Regions from separate parts of the Mus musculus genome. Here regions 2 and 3 are each linked to region 1. A link is a loop called in an ENCODE intact Hi-C map of the cell type or tissue named here. Cell type or tissue: heart. All regions are shown on one strand.

Evidence for each region. A loop is a pair of places that touch in the nucleus more often than their neighbours do. Peaks named below come from ENCODE experiments on the same cell type or tissue, not always from the same donor. Only the 100,000 strongest peaks of a DNase experiment are listed, where the experiment ranks them.
Region 2: a loop joins it to region 1, with 2.3 times the contacts of the local background. A loop is called at or near these places in 4 of 42 quality-filtered maps.
Region 3: it touches region 1 in a loop (4-fold over the local background); 16 of 42 quality-filtered maps call a loop at or near these places.

Annotation. Positions count from the first base shown.
Region 1 is chr1:85,789,237-85,797,236 of GRCm38, reverse strand. Cab39 (calcium binding protein 39) reads right to left here and starts at 3,796. Exons shown (of 9, transcript NM_133781.5): 1 at 3,416-3,796. In heart, a CTCF peak has its summit at 3,874; DNase peaks (open chromatin) are centred at 2,786, 3,226 and 3,836; H3K4me3 peaks cover 2,502 bases; H3K27ac peaks cover 2,017 bases.
Region 2 is chr1:85,896,060-85,904,059 of GRCm38, reverse strand. Itm2c (integral membrane protein 2C) reads right to left here. Exons shown (of 6, transcript NM_022417.3): 2 at 910-1,050. Among named protein-coding and RNA genes, the nearest start is that of Itm2c, 5.6 kb to the right of the region's middle. In heart, a CTCF peak has its summit at 4,377; DNase peaks (open chromatin) are centred at 1,839, 2,129, 3,199 and 7,069; H3K4me3 peaks cover 2,963 bases; H3K27ac peaks cover 5,455 bases.
Region 3 is chr1:85,838,025-85,846,024 of GRCm38, reverse strand. It overlaps Cab39 (calcium binding protein 39), which reads right to left. Exons shown (of 9, transcript NM_133781.5): 5 at 3,659-3,827; 6 at 1,373-1,432. Among named protein-coding and RNA genes, the nearest start is that of Cab39, 49 kb to the right of the region's middle. In heart, CTCF peaks have their summits at 3,363 and 3,571 (motif pointing right); a DNase peak (open chromatin) is centred at 7,814; H3K27ac peaks cover 514 bases.

The DNA.
Region 1 (8,000 bases):
TAAGGCCAGCAGAACAAGTATCAACAGTCAGTGATCAACTTTCTCAGGAAAATTACACTCTTACTAACAAACAGTAATTGCTACAAAAATCTATACTTAAAAATAATGGACCAAAAGAAAGGCTTTGAGGGTATATATTTTTGCAATATACAACAGAGATTCACATAAGACAAACTGTAAAGCCAAACCCAATGGGACTTTTTAAGCTATTTCATAGTAATCGTATGAAAACTCAAGTCTTCAGGATGTGGTGCACACAACTGTAATTCCAGAATCTGGCTAAGGCAGAAAGATTATCATAAATTCTAGGCCAGCCTAGGCTACAAAGTTAAGTTCAGGCTAGTCTAGGGTACTGAATCAGACCTTTTCTCAAAAATACAGAGCCGGGCAGTGGTGGCGCACGCCTTTGATTCCAGCACTTGGGAGGCAGAGGCAGGCGGATTTCTGAGTTCAAGTCCAGCCTAGTCTACAGAGTGAGTTCCAGGACAGCCAGGGCTACAGAGAAACCCTGTTTTGGAAAAAAAGAAAATTACAGGAACAAAGTTGGGTGGTATTGGCCTTTAAGCCCAGCAGAGGCAAGTATTTCTGAGTTTGAGGCCAGCCTGGTCTACAAAATGAGTTCCAGAATAGCCAGAACTACACAGAGAAACCCTATCTCAAACAAACAAACAAACAAACAAACAACAAACAAACAAACCAATCAACCAACAAAAAAATTTAGCCTGACTTCTGATATCATGATCAAAAAGTAATTAGCTCTGTAGTCAGCCCTAGTATAGACTATTTTTTAGTAGTAGAACAAAGGGTAGGTGGGGCCACAACAGATTATATTGGCCATGAATATATTCTTTTTATCATGTCCTTCTTTAATTTTCTTTTTAAATTGTGTACACATGTGGGTATGGGAACATGAGTTCAGGTGTCAGTGGAGGACAGGAGTGTATAGAGCCGGGGCTGTACAGGAAGTTGTGAACCAAACTGGATGCTGGGAACCCAACAACAGCAGAACTCAGGTCCTCTGCAAGAGCAGGTCACACTCTTAACCTCTCCAGCCCCTCAGTGGCCTACTAAAAGTACTCCTGCTCACATAGCAGAGGTCTGTGTGCCCGTCTCCACTCCTGGCGATCACATAAATGTATTCTACCAACCAAAATACATTCAATAAGCAGCAGTCAGGACCAAACCTTGATGAGAAGCTAATAAACAGACTTCTAACAAGAAGCCTTAAGGGAACAATGCAACCTTGACAGGTAAAAGCCTAATAAAACATTTAAGAAAACTTTCAGACTGGTTCTATTGGTTCATGCCCAGCCCTTAGGAGGCTGAGTCGGGAGAACTATCTGGAATTTTAAAGCTAGCTTGGCCTCCACAGCAAATTCCAGGACAACTTGGGCCAGAGTAAGAGGTTGTTTCAAAATGCCAATAAATAAACAAATATATAAATAAATGTACTTAATATATTTTTAGGAAAATATACACAGAAAAAGATCAGAAAGGAAATATGCAAAAATGTTTACAGAAACAAAATCTAAGTGATAAGATTAAGAAAACTTAAAGAAAAAAAATTCCCAGTCTATTTTGTAATTCTAGCACTTAGAAACCCAATGCAGGAGGATGACAGGTTGGAAGACCTGAGCTACACTGTTTCAAAAGATGGGGATGGGGTGGGGGAGAAAGGAGAGATGGACTACTGCTTCCATGTTTCAAAGAGTATGTCTTACTTTAAGAAACAAAAATTAGAATAAAAAGACAAAGTCTCTTACTGTGATCTAGCCGGCTGGCCTGGCCTGGCCTGGCCCTCCTCCGTCTCCAAAGTGCAGAGGCTAAAAGCGTTCACCACCACCACCACCAGCAGCAGCAGCAGCAGCAGCTAGATCTTACTTTGATAAAGAAAAATGTAAGACTGAAAAAAAGTATGATTTCCTTGTACATATAAGCACTTACAAAACCAATAGTAAGTTCTAAGGCAATTCTTACAAATCATATATTGTAAGCATTTAGTAGTTACTAATTACTTGCTAATTTTTTTAAACCTGTAAAATAGAGCTTAAAAACTTTCACTTCTGGCTCTCCAATATTTTCATAACTAAAAATTAACAAGAAATTTTTTACTTTTCCAGAAAAATGGTGTGTGTCCAACTGTCTGTCTAGACTGTTAACAGTTCAGTTCTTATTACTATTTTTTTTTTTATAAATCTACAGTTTAATGTTCAATTCCAACACAGGGATCCAGAAGTTCTGATGCAATTTTAGAGAACTCACCAACGCAAATGCCTTGTGTGTAGAGAAGGTTAATTTAGGCACCTCTTTTAATTACTTCAGATAAGCACGCATCTAGTGACACTTTCTACAAAAGGTATTTTCCTTGGCTTGGACATAGATTTACTTAAATATCCCGGAAGCTGTCAAAATCGACCTCAAACTGCATTATATTTAGGAAACAATGCTAAGTCCTGACTGTGGCCTTCTCTGCTCGCCTGTCTTTCTCAAGAGCGCCTTTAATATGCCCTAGCATACATTTCCGGCCTCATGAGTCACTGAAAAATGAGTTCTAAGTTTTCCGTGGAAGGTCGTTCAAACAGCTCCTCTACAGCATTCAAAGATCTGACTCCAAATGCCTCTTTAGTCTACCCCACCTATCACGGCACCCGGTGATGGAATTGGCAACATTCGCATGCTCTTTGTACCTTTGTCCTCCAGCTTTGTTGCCCCTCCACGCCCTTCTCCACTGCAACCCCCTTCTCCCGAATCCAATCGAGTCTTCTAGACCCGGTTTAGCACCGCCTCGCCCAGGAAGCCTCCCAGGTTCGTGGGAAGGCGGAAACGATCGACAGGTCCAGTCACCCCGGAGCACCTTTCTAGCAATTGGTAGTTCCTAAACGGAACTTATCTATCCCCCTCCTGCCTGGTATCTTAGCTATTTGTGTACTCGTCTTATCTCTCACATCACCGCGTTAAAGCTCCCCAGGGGAGGGCACCTCCCGGCCGGGTTCACCTCGGAGTCGCTCCGGCACCGGCACGCAGTCGGCGTTTTGGATTGCTCCAACCGAACCCGGGAACGCGCCGAACGCACAATTCCTAGCCAGAAATCAGTTAGGCATTTTCCTGAAAGGTCCCCTACAAAGATAGTGTCAGCGTCCCGCTAACAGTGAGGCTACGCGGAGCCCAGGGCTAGGTGCTCGGAGTCCCCGGAGCGGCGGGAGTGACAGCTGGCCGGGCCAGCTCTACCCCGGTTAGTTGTAGCCCCGGCCGGCAGGCCCCCGGAGCCTAGTACGGGCGAGGACAAGGGCGGCGCCCGGAGCTCCGGCTGCTCCGGGCCGCTCCCGCCGCCGCCACCCGGGAAAATGGAGGCGGGTCGGGCGGAAGCCGGCGGGCGTCCGCGTCGCGAGCAGGGCCGGGCCGGGGGATCACTCACCGGGCTGGGCCGGGCCAGGGAGCTCCCTCTCTGCTTCGTCTCCGTCCCCGTCCTCGGCCGCCGCCGCCTCGGGCTGCTCGCTCGGTCCCCGCGGCGCGGCTCGGACGCTCCGGCCCTCCGTTGTCCTCCGCCCGCAGCTGCTCCGGGCGACGGGCTCCCGCGGCGGCGGCGGCGGCTGCGCGGGCGGACGGTGGCCCAGGGGTTCCTGCTGTGGCCGCCGCGGTGCTGCGCTCGGTAGGGCTGCGGCTGTGGCCGTGAGGTCCCGCACTGCCTTCGCCTCTGAGGTTGTCTCAGCCTTCGCGCGGCTACTGAAGCCCCAGACTCTCTCAGGCCGCGCGGCTCCTGGCGCCCCGCGCCCAGCTCCGGCCTGAGCCCGGCTTTGACGTGCGCACTGCGCAGCCGCCGAAGGCGGGACGTCGGGCGGCGCCGCAACGCCCTCTGCGTACTCGGGCGCCCCCGGACGGCCGGGCGGACTCGGGACGCCTGAGTCGCCGGCAAGTTGAAGAGCTGGGGGCACTGAGAAAAAGCAGAAGGGGAGCTGGAGTCGTCGTCTATGCGCCCCTTACTTGCTAGTTCCTGGAGGAACACAGTCCACTTCCTCAAGTCTTAAAACTTTACATCTGCGGAGGGCTCAAAACTGTTCAAATGGGTTCTTTCATGCTTGGGCAGAACCTGTAACTTCACTTTGGCATCTCCTGACAGGGGAAAAAAAGTGATGAAATATTCCAAAGAAACAAGATCCAACAAGGGTACATATCCTACTTTTTCCAAAGTGGATTTTAGTGGTGCATGCCTGTAATCCCAACACTGGGAGGTGAACTCAAGAGAATTAGGAGTTCAAGGTCATCCTAGACTTCACAGGTTTAGGTCAGCCCGGGCTGTGTGAAAAACTCTGCCTATAGATAGATAGGGAAGCAAGTTCCATGAAGAAAGAAAGAAAGAAAGAGAGAGAGAGAGAGAGAGAGAGAGAGAGAGAGAGAGAGAGAGAGAGAGAGAGAGAGAGAGAGAGAGAGAGAGAGAGAGAGAGAGAGAGAGAGAGAGAAACAAGTGCCATGAACACACACCCAGAGGAATAAAATAATGCATTACAGAGATCTAATGACAGAGTCTGGAACTCAAAAATGCTACATGTGTGCTCCTTTGCTATATGCTTAACAATGGGACAGGATTTTGGACAGCTACAGTGTGCTAAGGAAGTGGTTTCCTGAAGGAAGCAAGGCGATGTGAGCCTCCTGTGAGAACTTCAATACTTGAGAGAAGCAAGCTATCCATAGGATTTGGAGCAGGAAAGGGCCAGGCTTTGGCGTTTTAAAAAGGTCGTGATCAGAGGCAGGCGAATTTCTGAGTTTGAGGCCAGCCTGGTCTACACAGTGAGTTCCAGGACAGCCAAGGCTACACAGAGAAACCCTGTCTCAAAAAAAAAAAGTCGTAATCACTGTTACTGCGATATGAAGATCAGAGTGAAGGGCCGGAGGAATTCCACAAATACAGTAGACGGGGGTTGCTGACACCCTATAGTAGGGCTCGGGGGTATAGCTCAGGCTATACTATAATTATGGTAGATTCTGGATTCAGTCGTGGGTAGTTTGTATGCACACAAAGAAAGCTGAGACAAAGATGAGGGAGATAGAGAAGATAACACGTATGAAGTATCCATAACAATAGAGAAGATCACTCAGACATGGGCTCAAGCCGATAGAAAGTCTCTATTACCAGCCAGTGACTACTCTGGGTGTTTGGGGTTCAAGTATAGTCCTGAGCCTTTCTCAGGTGAGTTTGTTTGTTTATTTATTTATTTATTTTACAACTCAATGGCTCTCCCCGCCCCCCTTTTTAAGTACACACACACACACAAAACCATATCCTGGCTTGTCACACCTCGGTTAGCAAGAACAGTCATCCAGTCTAGTTGCAGAACTACAAAAGCCAAAAAGCAAGATTAGTTCCTTTATGGACTTTCCCGGAACTATGGACTTTGATGGATTAGGTCTTTGTTCTCTCTTGTTTTTGGCAGGTATTGCTGCCTCTATCCTGGGTCTCAGGACCTGAATGGTACTTTCATCATGGCATCTGTTGTGCTAAGGTCTGGAAACCTGTTACACTATAATCCTAGTTCTAGCAAAGCAAAGACTGTAAATTTGAAGCCAACCTGATCTAAGTAGTGAGTTCCAGGTTTCTAGCGCCACATGGCAAGATCTTGTCTCAACACACCACCCCCTTTAATTTGTGTGATCTTGTTCGTATATGTATGTGTCTGTGTGCTCAAGCATGTGTCAGTCAGGTATAGTAGTAGTGCACACCTATAACCCTAGCCCTTGGGAGTGGTGGGGGGAAAATGAAGAATTCAAGGTCATTCTCGGTGATATGCAGTGACCAGACAGATATGTGGTGTCAAGAAACAAGCAAACAAAACCATTAGCATATTAACACTTAAAATCCATTCAACCAAGCATAGTTCATCTTGGACATGTTGAACACTTCTAGGGAAACTAGCCAGACTGGTGAAATTTCCCTTGCAAAGGGCCAAAGGCTGCACCTACCTTCTACCCACAGTTACAGAGAGAAGATGCCAGACAGCTTTTGATGGCCTCTTACAGAATCGGGCTATTTTCCATATTCTTCTATTGGGGACGGGAGGGCTCTGGAAAGCTGTTTCTACTAAACTATTTCTCGGGCCATGCCACTTTCTGGAAAGTTCTGCATCTTCATTTTGAAACATTCTCAGGGGGCCTTTGTTTTCCTGTGTGGTGGCCACAGAACACTGGGTTCTGTGCTTGCCTGGGCTGTTGCTGTTATTGTCTCCCTAGAGCCTGTGCTGGTCCTGTGTAAATCTCCCATCATGCCGTCTCTTCCTCTTCCTTGCTGATGCTGGGCCACCGGATGGAGGCACTTCCCTCCCTTAATTAGACCCTCTAGGAAAGGACTTTGGAGCCTGACTCATGGCTTCCCTCCCACCCCACCCAGTGCCTTCATTCACCTGGCTGTATCATTGCAGCTCACCCTATTGGATACGGTCCCTTTACTGTGCTATCCCAATGACCTTCACATCCACTGTACGTCAGCAGCCACTAGGCTAGCCCCACCCTGGACACTGCAGTTTCCACCATGGCTCTGCTCTTGAAGTTTGAACTCTCCAGCACTCCTGTTTGCCTCCCTTCCCATCCACCCACCAGTCCACACCCTCAGACTCACCAAACCTGCTCCAAATCTCATTAGAAATTTGTTTATTTGGCAGGTGCTTCTTGAGAGTAAACTAGGACCTCGAATTATGGCAGCGAAGCACTGGCTGATAGGTAGCTCCCCTCAGCGTCCAGGAAAGACACAGGCACGAATGGGCAATTACAGGAGAGGGAGGCAGGAAGCCTGTAAGAGACCTAGGACGTTGAATAATGGGGTTCATGTTTAAGGAGAAACATGAAAGAAGCACAAAAAGCATGGTGAGTTAGAGGACCGGCCTATGTGCAAGGACTTCTGTATGTGAAGCGACTTGGGGGTAGGGAGGAAGGGAATAGATAAAATTGGAAAGATAAGCAAAGCTGTAATCATTGAAAACCTATGTCCTCCAGTGCTAAGGAGCCTGGACTTCAGCATGGATGCTCTGGGAGGGTGGGTAGGTACACATTGAAACTTTGTCATTGAATGCTGCGTGCACAAGTGTTTGGTTTTTGTTGTTTGTCACTCCACCCCCACCCTCACCCCCAGTGCAGAGCTCAGGGTGAAATCCAAACCCAAAGCATTGTCCCTGCTGGACAAGCACCGTGCCACAGAGCTGTCGTCCAACACCGCATTCAGATGTGTACTTCGGAATGCAGAACACCTCTCTAATCAGACATACATGGAACCACAGGAGGGCCAGGATACAGACAGTGAGACCAGCAAGAGGCTACTCTCAAGTCAGGCAAGAGGTAATAGGGTCTGAGCTAGGGTCGGCCACAGTGCACCTCCTCCAGAGTCAACGTGAATCTGATTGATATTTGTAGAGGGAACTATGTAATGGAGATAAGAGAGAAGGAAGACTCCGGGAAGAGAACTGGCTTTGATCTGGGAAACTGTTTGGATGGTAGAGCTATTTACTTAGATGGGCATTATCTGGGAGCAATCAGAAGCCGGGAGGAAATCCAGGAAAGCAAGACTAATCAGCAATCTAAAGAAGGGTAAGAGGCAGGAGGCCTGAGGAGAACCTGCTGGGAACTGCAACAGCTTCCTGGAGAACATAGGGAGTGAAGAAGCAGTAGCCAGGGGGTGGTGGCGCTCGCGCCTTTAATCCCAGCACTTGGGAAGCAGGGGCAGGCAGATTTCTGAGTTCAAGGCCAGCCTGGTCTACAGATTGAGTTCCAGGACAGCCAGAGCTACACAGAGAAAACCAAAAAACAAACAAACAAAAAAAAGGAATGAAGAAGCAGTCCGGAGTCAGAGAACCTCAGATGTGACTTCAAGAAGTCAAGCTAGAAACAGTGAAACCATGAAGCACAGAGAAAAGTGGATTGTAGCTGAAGAGAACCAACTTCCTAAGAAGATTCTAGAAGACAGATGAGGCTTGAACATGGCAGACTCCCCACAGGTGGTTCCCTGGGGTTTCTAAGGA
Region 2 (8,000 bases), 110 kb before region 1:
CAGCGTGGGTGCAGGAGAAGGCTAGGTAAGGGTCCTACACCAGAGGGTGGAGATGCCTGGCAAAGGGCTAGCCTGGAAGGTGTAGCAACCATGTTTTCCAGGAAGTTCCTAAGGTGAGAGAAACGTGGGAGCTGAGGTCTGCAGGGGAAAGCCCCACAGAGCACAATCTCTCAGGTAATTTCTACTGTGGAAAAAACTGGGTGACGTTAAATGTTTAAGAGACGTGGGGGTCAGTTGGGTCCACAATGACTGGAAACTCTAGCCTTTAGTCACTCTGAGATTCCCTGTAGATACAGTCATGGTTAATCTCTCAAACTAGTTACTTAACCGAGTTCAGTATTCAAGTATGGTGACCCTCCCTTTTCCCAGCTCTGGGCAGTCCAGCTTTAGGTCTAGCTCTCTAGCGGGTGTATGTTAGGGGAGACAAATGAGCTGCTTTGTAGACCTACCATTCCCGGAAGCAGGTCATAGCAAACCAAGTGTAACCTGCCCAGGGCTCAAACCCAAATGTCCATGCCAGGAATAGTTAGGCCATCTTTGAAGTCTGAGCCCCAGAGAGAATCGTAAACTCCCAACTTCTCTATTAGACCTAAGAGCTCCTGGTGACGATGCTTCAGAGTGACACTGTCACTGGTAGGATAGGGATGGGGGTGCCTGGCTGCAGTCACCTGGATCCTTGCTTGGCTCTCCAGAGTAAGTGCTGTGGCCGAGGTAGCCTGAGCTCAGGCAAGGGGACACTGGGAAGGAAGGAGGGCTGTTCTCTGCGCGTGCCTGGGTTAGGGAATTCTTACTGTCTCTCTTCACTGGGGCCTCAGGCTCTGGCTCCCCACTGCTTCCACACCCTCAGCAGACCTCCTCTCCCCTTGTCTCGGAGCCACCCCTTCCCCACCCATCTGCCTGGCTCCTCACCTGAGCAAGGAAGAAGTACCTGTAGATGTAGACCGAGGCAAACACAAGGCCCATGAGCAATACAACCATGCCCATGGACAGGTAGCACACGCCGCCCACGGAGCCTCCTTTCCGGGAGCGGTGGCGAGGGGGGCGTTCCTCCTGTGGACAGAAGCACTATGGTCAATGAGATGCCTCAGAGGGGACCACTCTTCTGAATTCCTCCTCCTCTAAGTAAATTTATCCCCTGGGGATGGCCTTGGGGGGCCAGAAGGACAATACAGATTGTCTTGCCCAAGTTTCTGTTAGAGAGAAATAGAGATTTGCCTGGAAGCTCCAAACAATCAGCCCGAATTTAGATCCTGTTCTTGGACGAGCCTGACCACCCTCTTTAGCAGTTCTCCAGCTGTGGCTCTCGATTCCTTGGGCAAACCCCTATCTCCCAAAATATTTATACATCATAAATCATAGCAGTAGTGAAATTATAATTACAAAGTAGCAACAAGAGTAATTTTATGGTTGGGGTCACCACGACTTGAGGAACTGACTCAAAGGGTCACAGCATTAGGAAGGTTGAGAACCACTACTCTAGTCATTCAAACATAAAACAGGGCATATGGGATGGTCTGAGTGATGGCATTAGACCAAGGAGTTCATGGGAACCAGGATGCATCTGGTAGGGAGGTGCCACTGTCATAGGCAAAAGGAAGCCAAGGACGAGCACAGCTAGAGAATGGCATGACCTAACCCTTCAGCTGGAGGCACAGGATGGACCAGGATGAGGACTCGGGTGATGGGTGTGTGTATTAGTTACATTTCTCATTGCTGTGACCCCTGGTAAGCTGGAGGAAGGGTTTGTTTTAGCTCACAGTCCACCCGGGTGTGGACTTACACAGCACATGTTCACAGGGGGAGATCAAGTGGCAGGCTGATGGATGCTGGCACTCAGCCAGCGTCCTCCGCTCTCCTTTTTATTCAGTCTGGGACATCAGCCCAAAGGACAGTGCAGCCCACATTCAGGGTAGATCCCCCCCCCCCCCCCCCGCTTTCCGTCTCTGGGAAAACCTTCACAAACACATGCAAAGATATGCTTTATTAACACTCCCAAGTGTGTCTCAATCTAATCAGGCTGACAAGGGAAATTAGCCAAACACAGATGGGTGTGGAAGTTGCTGTGCTCGACCAAGCTGGTCACTGACTGTGGGAGGCAGGGGCTCTGGGAGGCCCAGAGGATGTGGGCCTGATGCTTATCTCTAACCAAGTAGCCCTGGGCCTGCAGTCTACTGTGCTCAACTGTTCCTCTGTGGGGTCAGGCCACGCAGGTCTGGGTGGGTGGGTGGATGGTGTGTGCGGACTTTGCCTGGAACTTGACTTGAGGGCCACCTCTTGACTATCTCTCTGCATGACCTCCTTTCTCTCACCATAGCCCAGGATGGCCCTTATCTATTCTTGCTGATGCTACAGATGTCCCCAGGCCTGTTCCTTCCTCTGCTCTAGTGCCCACCACTTCCCCTGTTCTATACTGTTCAGACATGGCCAAGAGAGGTCAAATGTCAATATCCACAGAACTCCCCAGCCTTGAGAAGATGAAGCATATTGGGGAATGAAATTTCTCCACAGGCCTTAAATAAGCAGGTGACTGACCCCTCCTCCACTTCCAGCCAGACACTGATCTTACTTCTCTCTCTTTCATTCTAGAGACGTTGGGAGCTCTGTCTAGTTACCCAAAGACAAATCTTTATCTTTATCTCAGCACAGCAAAGGGGTCGTTGGGCTTTGGGAGTAGGGGTGAACCCTATAAGAGAGTCTGATTTCCCAGTGTTTGGCACTCACTCTCCAACCCAACCTCTAGGAAAAGGACAGAAAATGCCTTGGGTTCCCATATCTGTAGTGGAGACCCCCCCCACACACACACACACATACACAAGATCAAACCTTGGCCACTTTGTACCTCTCTCCTAGGTCTGGCCTTCAGACAACTGGTCAAGGACAGCTGTTAGCCAGAGGGGCAGGGGACTGCAGTGGCTTTGCAACTACACCCTGCAATAGGTCCTGTGTGGTGACATCAATGTCCAGGCTCCCTCCATGAACAAGCCACACTGTTTCTAGGGGTTGGTGAAGCCACTGGCTCTAGAGTAGAGATGGGCCACAGCCCCCCACAACAGAACATTCATCCTGAGGTTATCTGAGGTGACCAGCCTCCAGGGATTAAAAGAGACAATGAACCTAAAAGCTCTTTGTAGAGGACAAAGTATGGGGTAAAAATAGCAGATCTGTGGGGCGGGCCTTCCCTTTAGGGCCATCCCTGTGGCCAGCTGTTGAGGCTGCACGGTGGCTGTTCTTTTGCTCTTGTGCTTCTGGAAAACCAGAAAAGCTAGCTTGGAAGAGCCACTGAGGAAATGAAACAGGATTGGGGGAGGGAGCCCAAGCAAACTGCAAGTCAGAGCCTGCTAGACACATAAAAATCACGGCCAAGCTGAGGCCTTCCAGTCTTGCACCAGCGGCCAATTTCTGCTAGCCTGGGGAGCTCTGTGCCGGGCACAGAGGCTTCTCGAAGGGTGGTGGGAAAGGCCCACAAGGACATGGCAAGCAAGAGTCGAGACTGCAATGACCCCAGGTGCAGAAAAGAGGTCATGCATAGCTCTGGCCAGGACCCTTGACTGGGGAATCTCCTCACTTTACCCAGCTGGGGTGGTAACTGTACACACTGAGTAGTTGAATAATTAGGGAGATCAAAATAGCCCACGCTAAATATATTTCTTTGATGGGTTCCCTGTTAGTTATAGAGAAAGTGCAGGCTTCTGCAGATCTGAGCTCCTTCTAAAAGCTGGTTTTTTGTGTGTGTGTGAAAGGAACTGGCGTCCATCTGTAACCGAGGAGTGCCCAGAGGTCCTGTCCCTCAGACACAGACACACAGCTTGCCCCAGTAGTCTCCCCACAGGTAATCATTAGCTGGGAAACACTCTCTGAAGATGTTAATCTTGCCCTGTGCATTATCAGCACTCCACAACCAGCATGGCCCCCTCGACAGCAGCCTCAAGCCCCCGTTTCTTCTACAGTTCATTATACAATGTATATTCAGCTATCTGGCCTTTTCTTAAAGTCTTAGATTTTGTATATGGCTCCTGCATTGATTTGTATACAAAATTTACTTTGTTTTTTTTTTTCTGTCGATCTGTTTCCTGTCAGTTCACTTCAGGAAAATTTATCTAGTCTAAAATTATCAAAGTCCTCAAAGGGGAAGAAGGAAAACTAAATCTTCCCTACGCTAACCATGGCTCTGGCTCTACTGACAACCCCAGGCACAAAGCTGGGGGCTCTACTGGCTTGCTACCCAGCCAACCCTCAGAAGCACAGGATGGAGCAGTAAGGCTGGAAGTGAGGTTGGCAAGGAAATCTAGGATGTCCCCTCTTGAGGACAGAGGCCCTAGCACTGCTTTTGCCTGTGAGACATAGTCAAAGCCAAAGCTTACCTTCCTTTCCTTACTGTCTCCCACTAGGGGGCCATCACAGGCTCTGACCTCTTGCAATCTGAGACCTTTGGGGTCTGAGGATTGTGGGGCAGCAGTGAAGGTGGGTGGATAGCTAGTCTGCCTTCCTGAGGGGATAACCTCCACTCTGGCTACTCACCATCCTGCTGGAGACCAGAGAAATATTGCTCCCCCTCCCCCATGGAATGGTTACCAACAGCCAGGGATTGGGAGAACTTCCCCCTTTAGAAAGTGGGAGGATGGTGCATACTGTTTCTAAGGCAACAGGCCCTCTGAGCAAACTGCCTCTCTGCACACTCAAGTTAAGCACGCAAGGCAGACATCTGGGGACCTGAAAGGGCCCTGGGTCTCAGCCTTCAGGTTTTCCTAGGGCTCTCAGTGGTGCGCACGAGATAGTTAGCAAAGCCAGGGACAGAATGCATAGGAAACCACCAACTGAAACACAGCTCGCTGAGATACAGCCCAAAGGATGACAGCTCTTTAGCTACCGTTCCTCAGTAACAATGCCAAAAAGAAAGAAAGAGAAAAAGGAAAAAAAAAAAAAAAAAAAAGCTCGGATTATGCTACAATTACAGGCTACTCAGTAGGAGGCAGGGAAGGACAAAGACAGACACAGGCAGACTTTGAAGTGCTCCCCACCCCATTCCTATCCTTGGCATCTTTTCTTTCCTAGGCTGCAGGATGCAATTCACATAGGCAAGGATGCCAAAGGGTGTCTGTGCGCGCGTGTGTGTTTGTGTGTGTGTGTATGTTAGACCTACAGACTGAGTAAGACCTTGCTGGGGGTGGAAGGCTGGCAAATGCTTTCTGTCCCAGAACGACAGTGTACAGTGGCCAAAAAGCAATGACATCACCTCACCTGAGTTCGTGCCACACATGAGCCAAGGGTGTCCCATTAGTGATCCCTCCCACCTTCCCGGCACCAGCCTGAGGCATCCTGGGGACAGGTTGTAGCTATGCAGATCACTGCATTTGGCTGCACCCAGAATTCTCTCTCCTCCTCCATCCTGGACAGCCCAGGCTTCTCCAGAAAACACAGGCTCAGAAAGGATTTGAAGCAGAAAGAAACAAGGCCGGGAGAAGCTCTCACTCAGAAAGAGAGAGAGAATTGGAACCTCCCAGGACAGAGGGGAAAGCCCAGCTGTGGGGCTGAGCTTTTAATCATAAACATTTTTCCTTGGGAAGAGAAACTCCTCATTGGCAGCCTTCTGACTGCCTTGAAGAGTGGAGCCAGGGGAAAACAGAAAGGATAAGGAACCATAGTGAGTGAGTGTGTGTGTGTGTGAGAGAGAGAGAGAGAGAGAGAGAATGTGAGACATGGATGGGGCTAGGCTGCCTCTTTGAAGGTCATTATAGCCTAGGCAGGAAAACCAGCTCTCCTAGCCCACAAGAGACAGATCCTCTCCGTGCAGGTCCTCCTACCAAGAACCTGAGGACATGGACACAGACACACACACACACACACACACACACACACACACACACACACGAGTGAAATCTGATCTACAGGTATTTGGGCTGAGGGAGGGGGATACTCAAGGGCCATTAATCAAAGACAAATGTCAATGAGAAAATGACAGAGCTGAGATTACTGAATTTAATGTGTTTGCTTCTTACGCCCTTGCCCCCACCCCCAGCCCCGGGGCCTGTCTGTGTGAGCGTATGTGTGTACAGACGGCTAACGGGAAGAGGGATGAGAATGGGGGATAGCCACTTGATTGCATGCTGCAGTGGGGGTTGGGGGTGGGGGATGCAGGGGTAGGAGAGGTGTTGAACACAGGCTTCGGTGACTAGCTTCCCACCAGGGGCCATGGGGGGGGGGGCTGCAGGTTCCTCATTATCACCGTCTAACACGTGGGATGTTGGGTCACTGTAAGCCCAGCTGGCTCCCCAACTCCACCCCTTACCCAGTTTTCCTAGGAACTTCCTTCCAGTCTCAGGTCTGGGGGACAAATCTTATTTCAGTATTTGCCCAGAACTAGGGGCAGGCCCTGAAGAAGGTTGGTTAGCTGCAGCCTTCCCCTACCCACACCACACCACACCACACACACACACACACACACACACACACACACACACACACACACACCAGGCCAGGACACAGGTTGGCAATAGCCCAATGCTGTCATCTGTTTGAGTGGTCCTTCTGGGGAATCACAGGTTAGTCAGACAGAAAACCCAGGAGGGACTCCAGGGTCATTCCCAGTTAAAAGAGAACCTTTAAATCCAAGAGACCTTGCATAAAACAGCTCCCAGGCCTCTGATGAAATTGCCTATCCTGCTAGCTTCTTGGCTTGTATCTCAGTGCCCTGACAATGGCTCACGTTCTGTCTTGAACTAGCTGTATAACGGGTCTCTACCCACTCTTACTGCCAAGCCAGGCACTGGGTAAGAGGAAATATGCCTGGCAGCATTGTAGAGCAAGAAGAGACTTGCAGAAGTCAACTGTCTTACACGGTCCTAACTGCAGCTGGGCTAGGCAAAGCCAGCACACACCACCAAAGGCCCCTTCACACCAACTCAGACCTTAGGCAAGCTGTGTCGTGTGAGTTAGCCAACAAGCGGTTCTGTAGGTATTTCAATCCCTCCTCCTGACTGCCAAGTGTGCTTCCCTGAGCTCCTTACTACCCAATGGTGATAAGGGTGGTGGCTCAGCAGGCCCTAGGCCATAACTAACAGCACGCATGGCAAGACAAAGTTGATATTTCCATTTCACGCTGGGGGAGGGCAGGACGCGCTGCTTAGCTTTGAGAGTCTGATAAAAGCAGGAAGTTGGATGATGGTTATCACTCACATTGTACTGGCGGCAGAGAACAAAACTAGCCACCGTCAAACATTCTGCCTATTCAGAAATGGCTACCGAGAAGGGGTAGGGATGTGAATAGTGGTGAAAAAGTATCCTCACGGGGACTAAAAAAAATTATATAAACAGCTATTTCAGGGATGCAGGCAAGCAGCCACCCCCACCCCCAAACTATGAAGGAAAGCTCTTTTCAACAGAAGAAGAGATTGAAGGTTGAGCACTTGGCCCACGAAGACAGACATTGGTCTTTAGAGGGCTGTTGCTGGGGAAGTTTTGCTTGCATAATAAAACCTCTTTTGTTTCTGGGGCACCTCTCGTCCCCTCTGATCTCTTCTACTACACAAAAATCAATTGCCTGGTCCTTTGAGGCTCATAGTCTCTGTCTGGTTTCTTCGTTATTAGTATGTGTTTTGTGTTAATCTGTATACTGTCACATTATTGCCTAGACTTATATAACCAAGTCTTCCAAGGCTAATGAGAAAAATTATAATTTCTTCACCCTTGGGCTCAGCCCTCCTATCCGACACCATCCATCAGCCAGCTGCCCTAGTGTGTGCCCTGTCAACGTTGACTCTGCTGGGACTTCCTTCTTAAGGGGGCGATAATGATATTCCTGAGTTGTTCAAGTTAGTCCTTCCGGCTCCTTAGATCACCCTTAGACCCATGGCTTTAGGCAGCTGGGTTCCAGTTCTATATCTTCACTGGGTACCAACAGACAATCTGCCACTTATCAGTTCCTGGGCCCCCATATCCAGACTAAGAAGAAGAGAGGAGGGACCTTCTTGGAAGTAATAAGGAAACTTAACCCCAGGGCAAAC
Region 3 (8,000 bases), 49 kb before region 1:
GGCTGGCCTCCAACTCAGAGCCTGCCTCTGCCTCTTGAATGTTGGGATTAAAGGCACGCACTACCACTATCCAGTGCTTCAACCCTTTACAGTTCCTCAGGTTGTCATGACCTCCAACCATAAAATTATTTCCTTGCTTTTTTATAACTAATTTTGCTACTGTTATAAACCATATGTAAATATCTCATATGCAGGCTATCTAGTATGACCTTTTAAAAGGGTCATATCAAAAGGTTGAGAACCACCCTGTTAAAAAGCCTACGTTGCTCCAAAGAAACAAAAGCTGCCACCTCAAACCAGACACACACACAGGAAACACCCACATCCAAACACTCATGGCGGAAATAAAGTGCTGTCAATGTTTAAGCCACTGATGAGGCTGCTTTCTTAGCCACATGCTGTGCTGCTGCTGGGAGAGGGGGAACAAGAAGGACATACGAGGAGAGGAGGAAACACAGGTTCTGCCTCCAGAACCTTATAATGGAGTGGGATAGGAAAGCAAATGATGAAATACAACAATATTTAAAACTTCAAAGATTTAAACTACTAGTGGAAGGATTAAAAATTAAGCCAAGTCTTGTAGCATGGACGGGAAGTTTAAGTGGAAAGTTATTATTCTAAGTTCTCTACACGTGCCTATCAGAGCCTGGACAGTGTAGTGTATAGGGGCCTACTGTGGCACTGTGAGAAGCCCTCCAGAGGAAGGGAGAGGTATACGAGTGAACACAGGCACTGTAGCCCTGGGGTGGCTGTGTGGCTGACGGGCAGTAAGTCATCAAGCACCCGGGATCACTGACAGCTCTCTGGAGGTCATCATTGCTGGGTTTGACTGACACTGACACAGAGCTGGAAGCAACCTTACCGATGGCTAGTCCAATGTCCTCACTTTACAAATAAGGAGGGTTTCTAAGCCCCCAAGCAGTGAGTGCCTTGGCCATGGCCACAAAGGAGTAAGCAGCGAAGCAGGGGCAGTGCTGGGGTCCTGCCCACTAGGCCAGCGCTGCTCAAATCCTATCAGCTGCTGCCTCTTTCTCTCTACTTGTGTGCAGCAACTGATGAAAAAGGAAGAAAAAGTATAAAAGTCAGACTAAATTCTCTTTGCATCTTAACTAGATTATCATTCAGGAGCAAAACTGACCACTTCCCCCTTCTAAAATAAATAAAAAAAAGATGCAAAGGGCAATGTATGAATCAAGGTCAAATTTTGCTTCAGACTTAGTAGTCCTCAATGTTGTTTCAGTAAAGTGATCATAGCACTATTTACAAATACTAAAGAGTCAAATATCCTGATGTAAAATCTAACTTAAATCTCCATTTAAGTTAATTTTTGTTAAAAATTACAAACATCATTTAAAATATTTCACATACTTACTCTATCATAATGTTGTTCCAAAAATTCTGCACTGAGCAATTTATGTCTTGTAAGTAAATCCTAGAAGAAGAAAACATGTATTTTTAGAGTTGCTCTCCATTAATGCTTTCTTAGGAAAGAGAATTCTAAAATATCCACCAAACTGCCTAATAAACTGTTGTTAACTATTAGCACACAGTTGCTACTTAATATTTCATAATTTTTCTCAGGACCATAAAGTGACCATGAAATGACCTTGGTGTCACTTGGTCAGAACTGTTTATGCCTCATTACAGGTGGCCCTGGCCCAAGGTCACACACATGGACACCAATCCAGCTTGAGCTCCTTTGTGGAGATTACTGAGATCTGGGTATGCAGGGAGTTGATCTGCCTCTCACCTCCCAAAAATGTCCCTCACAGAAGCTTTTTGTCTGTCCAGTCATCTACTCCTGACCTTAGACTCTGACTTAACATCACTTCCTCAGAAAACTTTTCCTGATGTGTCATGGTTGTAATTCTACATGTGCTTGTGGGATTATTTAGTAAGTTCTCTCCTTCATTAGACTGTCAGTTCCATAAACACAAGGACCACACCACACTGGTATTTACAACTTTTGAATTTCTGGCACCTAAACTCTTCCTAGTACATAGCAAGGGCTTAGTGTTAATAAATACATCAATGAATGGATGAGGAAAATTAGATGATGTGTTCGGGGAAGCATCATACTCAATGTTCTGCATGGTATGCTGTCTAAGAAAGCTTCTAACCCCACCCCAAGAATTCACACTGTTCACTGCTGCACAGGGCTTGTGCTGTGTTTCCTCATTAAAGAGGGTGTTCAAGAAACTTTGCTCAGTTCCCCCAAGTCTCTTAACTGTGAGAGTTAAACAAGAGAAATAAAAAAGCTGGAATTAAGTTTCGGCCTCTCTGGAGATGCAGTAGTCATTTTACTGAACCCTTCAGTAACCATCTGCTGCTCAGCGGATGTCACATACAAGGTCTCTCTGCATGTGACAGGTGCTACAACCCCCTTCACAGGCAGAAAGGAAAGTTCAAGCATCAATGGTTGCAATGCAAAAGAGGAACACAATTACTTCCAAGGGAGTTACCAACAGAGAAAGCATCTAAGCCTCCTTGTCAAAGAGCATGTCCACCTTGTAGCCTGCTACCATGCTTGTTAAAGGCTGATGTCCCCTGAGTAGGTACCACAAGGACAGGGCTTCTATGTACAGGCCACTGCTGAATCCCCAGACCCTAGAATAGTGCTTGAAACAAGTCAGGCACTCGGAAACTGGATGGATGGAGACTAGCATGTCAGAATCTGTTCACGGTGATGCCACTTCAATTTTGTGGCTGAATCATACTTGCAGGCAATCTGAGTAAGTGCAGCCAAAGGGCCCTCTTTCACACAAGGCAATACCACACCTCTCTTCATGCTGGGCTGCTGCTCCTGAATGGGGCACTCCCTTCCATCGATGCATCCTAATCGTGAGTCTTACCCCACAAATGCGGTGAGCTTGAGACATCATGGTGACACTTAACTACAGTTTGCTTCCTTCATACATGACATGTACACACATTATCTGAGAAATTACTTAAAGCTTCTGCAGAAGCTGTACTAATTTTGGAAAATAAATCCTTGGTACTATTAATGCCTTAGTCAGGGTGAAACCTTACTGTCAGTCCCCAGGCCTTCCTCCTGTCCTACCGTATTCATTACCCTTACATACGAACTTTACCCAGAGCCACCCTTGTCTCAGGGGCTCTTTATTAAGAAGCTGAGCTCTTACAAGGAAAGTGACAATTCTGTGTTAGTGTTCATGGCTTCTGAGTATGAGTGAGCTACATGTACTAAACAAGAATTCAACAACTTATAGCTGTCCACCCTGAATGTGGTTCTTGTATTTGATAACACATATATTCCAAAATCCATGGCCTCTGAGCAGAGGCCAATTCTATTACCCCATCCAGTGCCAGCCAAAGGAGGCACTACAGAGTGCCTCATCACAAGAGAAAGCCTGCTTGTTGGACAATCTGTATATTATCTATGCCACACTTAGTGAATAATTGAACAGGAAAGTGCAATTTTGACCTTACAGGACTTTTGCTTTTCTGATAAGATTTGAGAATTTAATTTTTTTACATTACAATTTTTTTTGTGGTTTTACTACAAATACCTGAGGCATACAAATGTGTATAAAGCACATCTCTATTTCCACTAGAGGGCAGTGTGAGTAGAGGAGACAAAGATGGGGAAACAATCTGACTTGCAAGTGTGCTTAGAATTTCAGTTTTTAAATGTTACCTTGAATGTAGCAAATGCATCTGAAGCTATGTCAAATGTTGACATTTCAACATATCTGAAGAAGTCATAAAACTGTTCTGACCACAAAATGATTTTTGCAAGTGGTTCATGTCTGATGCATTCTCTTAACATTATCCCACAATTAAGAGCTATTTCTGGAGATTCATACCTGTAAAACAAAACAAAACAAAACAAACAAAAGCCATACATGATTTCTCTTTCAAGACAGCAAAAGTGAACATTTCAAACTTTCTCAATGGAAGTTTCAGATACTCCTAAGTGACTACAGCCACGTTACAGCAGGGTCATTTGATCTGGAGCTTACAGCTGCATGCAGAGGTAGACAGCTGCGTTCAATCAAGAAAATTCTGCTGGGCAGTGGTGGCACACGCCTTTAATCCCAGCACTCAGGAGGCAGAGGCAGGCGGATTTCTGAGTTCGAGGCTAGCCTGGTCTACGAAGTGAGTTCCAGGACAGCCAGGGTTACACAGAGAAACCCTGTCTTGAACTGCCCCCCAATAAAAGAAAAAGAAAACTATGGCAGAGACCATGAGACTAGTTCTGGTGGGAAAAGTCTAGAAAGAAGAGATATGATATCTAGGACCTTAGCTTACCTACCGTGCTCACAACAACCAATAGAACTACAACCTGAAAAGAACAGTAATAGAGTATTTTTCCAAATTCAGAAATTGACAGTATAAACACAACATGTCCATCCATCAAATATACAGCAATTATACATCACTGTTTCGACACTCAAAACAGTACTTCCAGATTCTCAGAGACATGTAAACCTCACACAATTGCAAGCCTCACTCTGAAGGTTTTACAAAGCATCTCTACCATGGAGAACCGGGGGATCCCAAGATCCTGGCACCTCCTCACTAACTCTGCAAATGCTGCCTTTTCCTTTATTCTCAGTTCCTCTCAGCATTTCTTCCTTTGTCATCATGAAGATCTCTCAGCTGGGCAGGCATCTCCCCTTCTCATAGACTTTCCTTTTCATAGACTGCTACCTGCTCAGACAGGCTGCTCTCGTGTTCCAAGATACCAATGTTGGCTCTGCCTCTTTCCCACCGACAAGCTCACATATGTTGTGTTTTTTGGTAGTCAAACATTTCCCAATACTCTAGTGAAATAATTATTTGGCCAGCAGAGACTTCCTCTTGGCTAAAACAGGACTGACCAAGATCTGTCTGTGTAATGTTCTCTGATGGTTCTCTTCTTGTCTATCTATGCCTTTTTGTTTTGGTAGGGTTGATCAAATTCAAGGCATTGTGAATACTTGGCAAGTATTCTATCACTGAGCTACAACCCAGCACTATCCCTCTCTTTAAAAATAGGGAAGAAAAAAGTCCCCCCAGTTCTCCTTTTTATTTCCCCGTGTTCCCCCCCTTCTTTCTGTTGTCTTTACCTGCTAAGGACAGCCCACAATCTCACAACCCCCACTGTGACTGAATTTCCTTTCCCCAGTTCACTCTTTCTGAAATGTGGCTGGGTATTTTCCAAAGTACCTGAAAAACCTCAGGAAAGGTCTATGTAAGTTGAGCATATCTAAGATGAAACCTCAACCCTGCCACTTAAAACCAAGACCTAACTTCCCACCCCCTCGGCTCTACATTTTGGCACCAGTGCTCTGTCTCTGACGCCTATCATCACAGACGTGCCATCATGGGGAAATGTTTTGCATCCATGCTGCCCATTATGGTGGCTACTAAGCCACAGGTGTGGCTATGCAAATGAGGGATGGAACAGCCATGATTTAAAGTTAAATTATTACACATGGTTAGTAGCTACCATACTAGCTTCCCTGCAAATCTTCAGCTTTCAGCACTTCCTACTTTAGAAATCACTGGGCCTTTTACTCTTCAAGTCTCTCTCTCAGCTCTACTTCCTTTCCTCTATCTCCACTGCCGCCTGCACTCACACTGTAAGAACTGCAAATGCATCCTAACCTTAAGCCAACAAAGTTTACCACCAGTGTTTCTAGCTTAGAGTTCAAAACTACTGCCAAACAAACTTCTGGGCACACTGTCCTCCTGGGTTTGCTGCTCTGGTACAAGCCATCACCTAGCCTGTCATAATAGGGTTCAGTTCTGCAGCTTACTGCTGCCTATCTCATGGTAGTCATTTTGGCTCCTGGACCGTTTTCACCAGTGATATCCCATCAGGATGCTTTCTTTTTTCTGTCTATGTAAATTCTAAGCTCTCTGCAAGTCTAACCTTAAAATGCTTCCTTTTTACAAACCCACTTAGCTGCTGAAATCCTGAAGTCTTGATTTTCTGCCTGGCAGCACTACCCCCTGTCCTTTAGTTGTACACGTCTGCCTCAGTTAGGGCACAGTACTCAGCATGTACACTGGCTCTCATGTGATTAAAAGGTCTGTTCACCAGATAGCTGATCATAGCATGAATCTTTGCTTATCTCTTATAAACAGGACACTTGCAAGACAAGGGTAATGAAGTTTAGGTTACAAGTGTGGCAGGTTTTTCAAGCTTGTCTAAATAATTAAACCATAAGCCAGTGAATACAAGGCAAACAGTTATGCTGTTCAACCTGTTAACACTAGACTGGGGATCACATTAGATTTTAAAAAGCTAGTAAAATACTGTTTCTAAATCCAGTCCATGCCAGTACTTCCTGTATACACACTAGAATCAGCAGTACCACCCCTAAAAGCTTCCATCAAAGTACTTAGAGCCTAATAAGTCAACCACATTGAACGTAAGTAATCTAAACTATTTAATCAGCTCAAGTACAGATATCTTAAAAGGTGGCTCACAGTGCTTTTTATAGAGTGCCACCTTCCAGGTCAGGCAGGAATCGTATGAACTGAGTAAGGTGTCAGAAAGCAAAGAAGCCATCACAGACCAATTGGGCTCTGCCAAAAGAACAAAGGAGCACACAATGGCCTGAGGTGGGACAACTTAAATATAGAAAAGTAAAGTTTACAATGGGCTAAACCAGCTTTGTGTTGGTTTATATACTGGCGGTCAACCTGACAGGATGAGGATCATCTAAGAGGCAAGCTCCCCAGCACACCTGTGAGGAACAATCTAGCCTAGGTAGCCTCAGCATGCTCGTTAAGGTGAGAAGGCAAGGTCGCCTCAACAATGATACCATCACCCCACGGGCTACAACTACTGTCATGGACAAAACAGAAAGGAAAAGTGAGCGGAGAACTGACTACCAGCACTCCTGACCAGCCCGTCCACCCTGACCCCCTCACCCACCCTCCAACTGAGTACAAAGTTAACCCTTCCTTCCTTGGACTGCTTTTGTCAGGACTATTGCAGGAAAAGTAACTAATATAACATCCAATATAGATTTTGAGTTAACGATGATGCTCAAACAATATATTCGCTCCTTATTCAAGTTAGTGGGCTAGAACACCAATGCACTAAAGCACGGCGCTGGCTTTCACCAGACTGTAGCTGTGAAAAGCCTGTGCAGTGCATACACGGCAGATGCATGAGGAACACGGGGAGCGCGGGGAGCAGCCTCGCCGAGCTGTGTGCAGGGAGAGAGGAGGAGCCTCAGAAAGCAGGAAAGATGCAAGGCTAATGGCTGAGGTGGGGTTGTGGGTAGGGCAGGCTTGCTGTCTCAGGTCCCAAGCCAAGCTTCATTCTAGGCCTTTCCTTCTTACCTCCTCGGCCAAGGACTCTGCTCACCAGCCCAGAGAGTTTTATGCTTTCTCTCTCAAAAATCTTATTTCAGCTTCCAGTGACAGCACATGCTTTTAATACTTTGTTCAAAAATTAGGGGTAGGTAGATCTTTTAAGTTCAAGACCAGCAGGGGTTACACAATGAGAATACAAAGGTTTTTGTTGTTGTTGTTTTTAATTCTATACATTGTTTAAAAATTATTTACATCAAAGCTACCATGAAGTAATAGGAAGTGTTAACGTTTAGATTTCAATAAACCTTTGGTTTCTATAACAAAGGAAATTCTGGTCAGTATCACACTGTTCTAAGAACAGTCAGATTTCAGACTATTCATATAGCATATTTTCCACAGGGACACTGGACCGATACAACAGTAACGGGTGAAGAAGCAACACAGATGGGTAGGAACAGAGAGGAGGAAGTAGGAGGAGCTGGCATGTGACATGTCACTGACTCATGCTTTGTCTAAACAAGTCTGAACTTGGGGGAAGTGTTAAACCATAGATACAAACCAAGTGAGGTAATGTGTAGGGAGCAAGGTCGTTCACAGCAGCAGTCAGTCACTGCAGTGGGCAAACATGCTTGCCCACTGGTTTAGCAAACACTGCCGATGCTGGAATGAGCTCAAGGGGTACCAGACAATAGTAGTGTGGAATTGACCAACTACCTACCCTG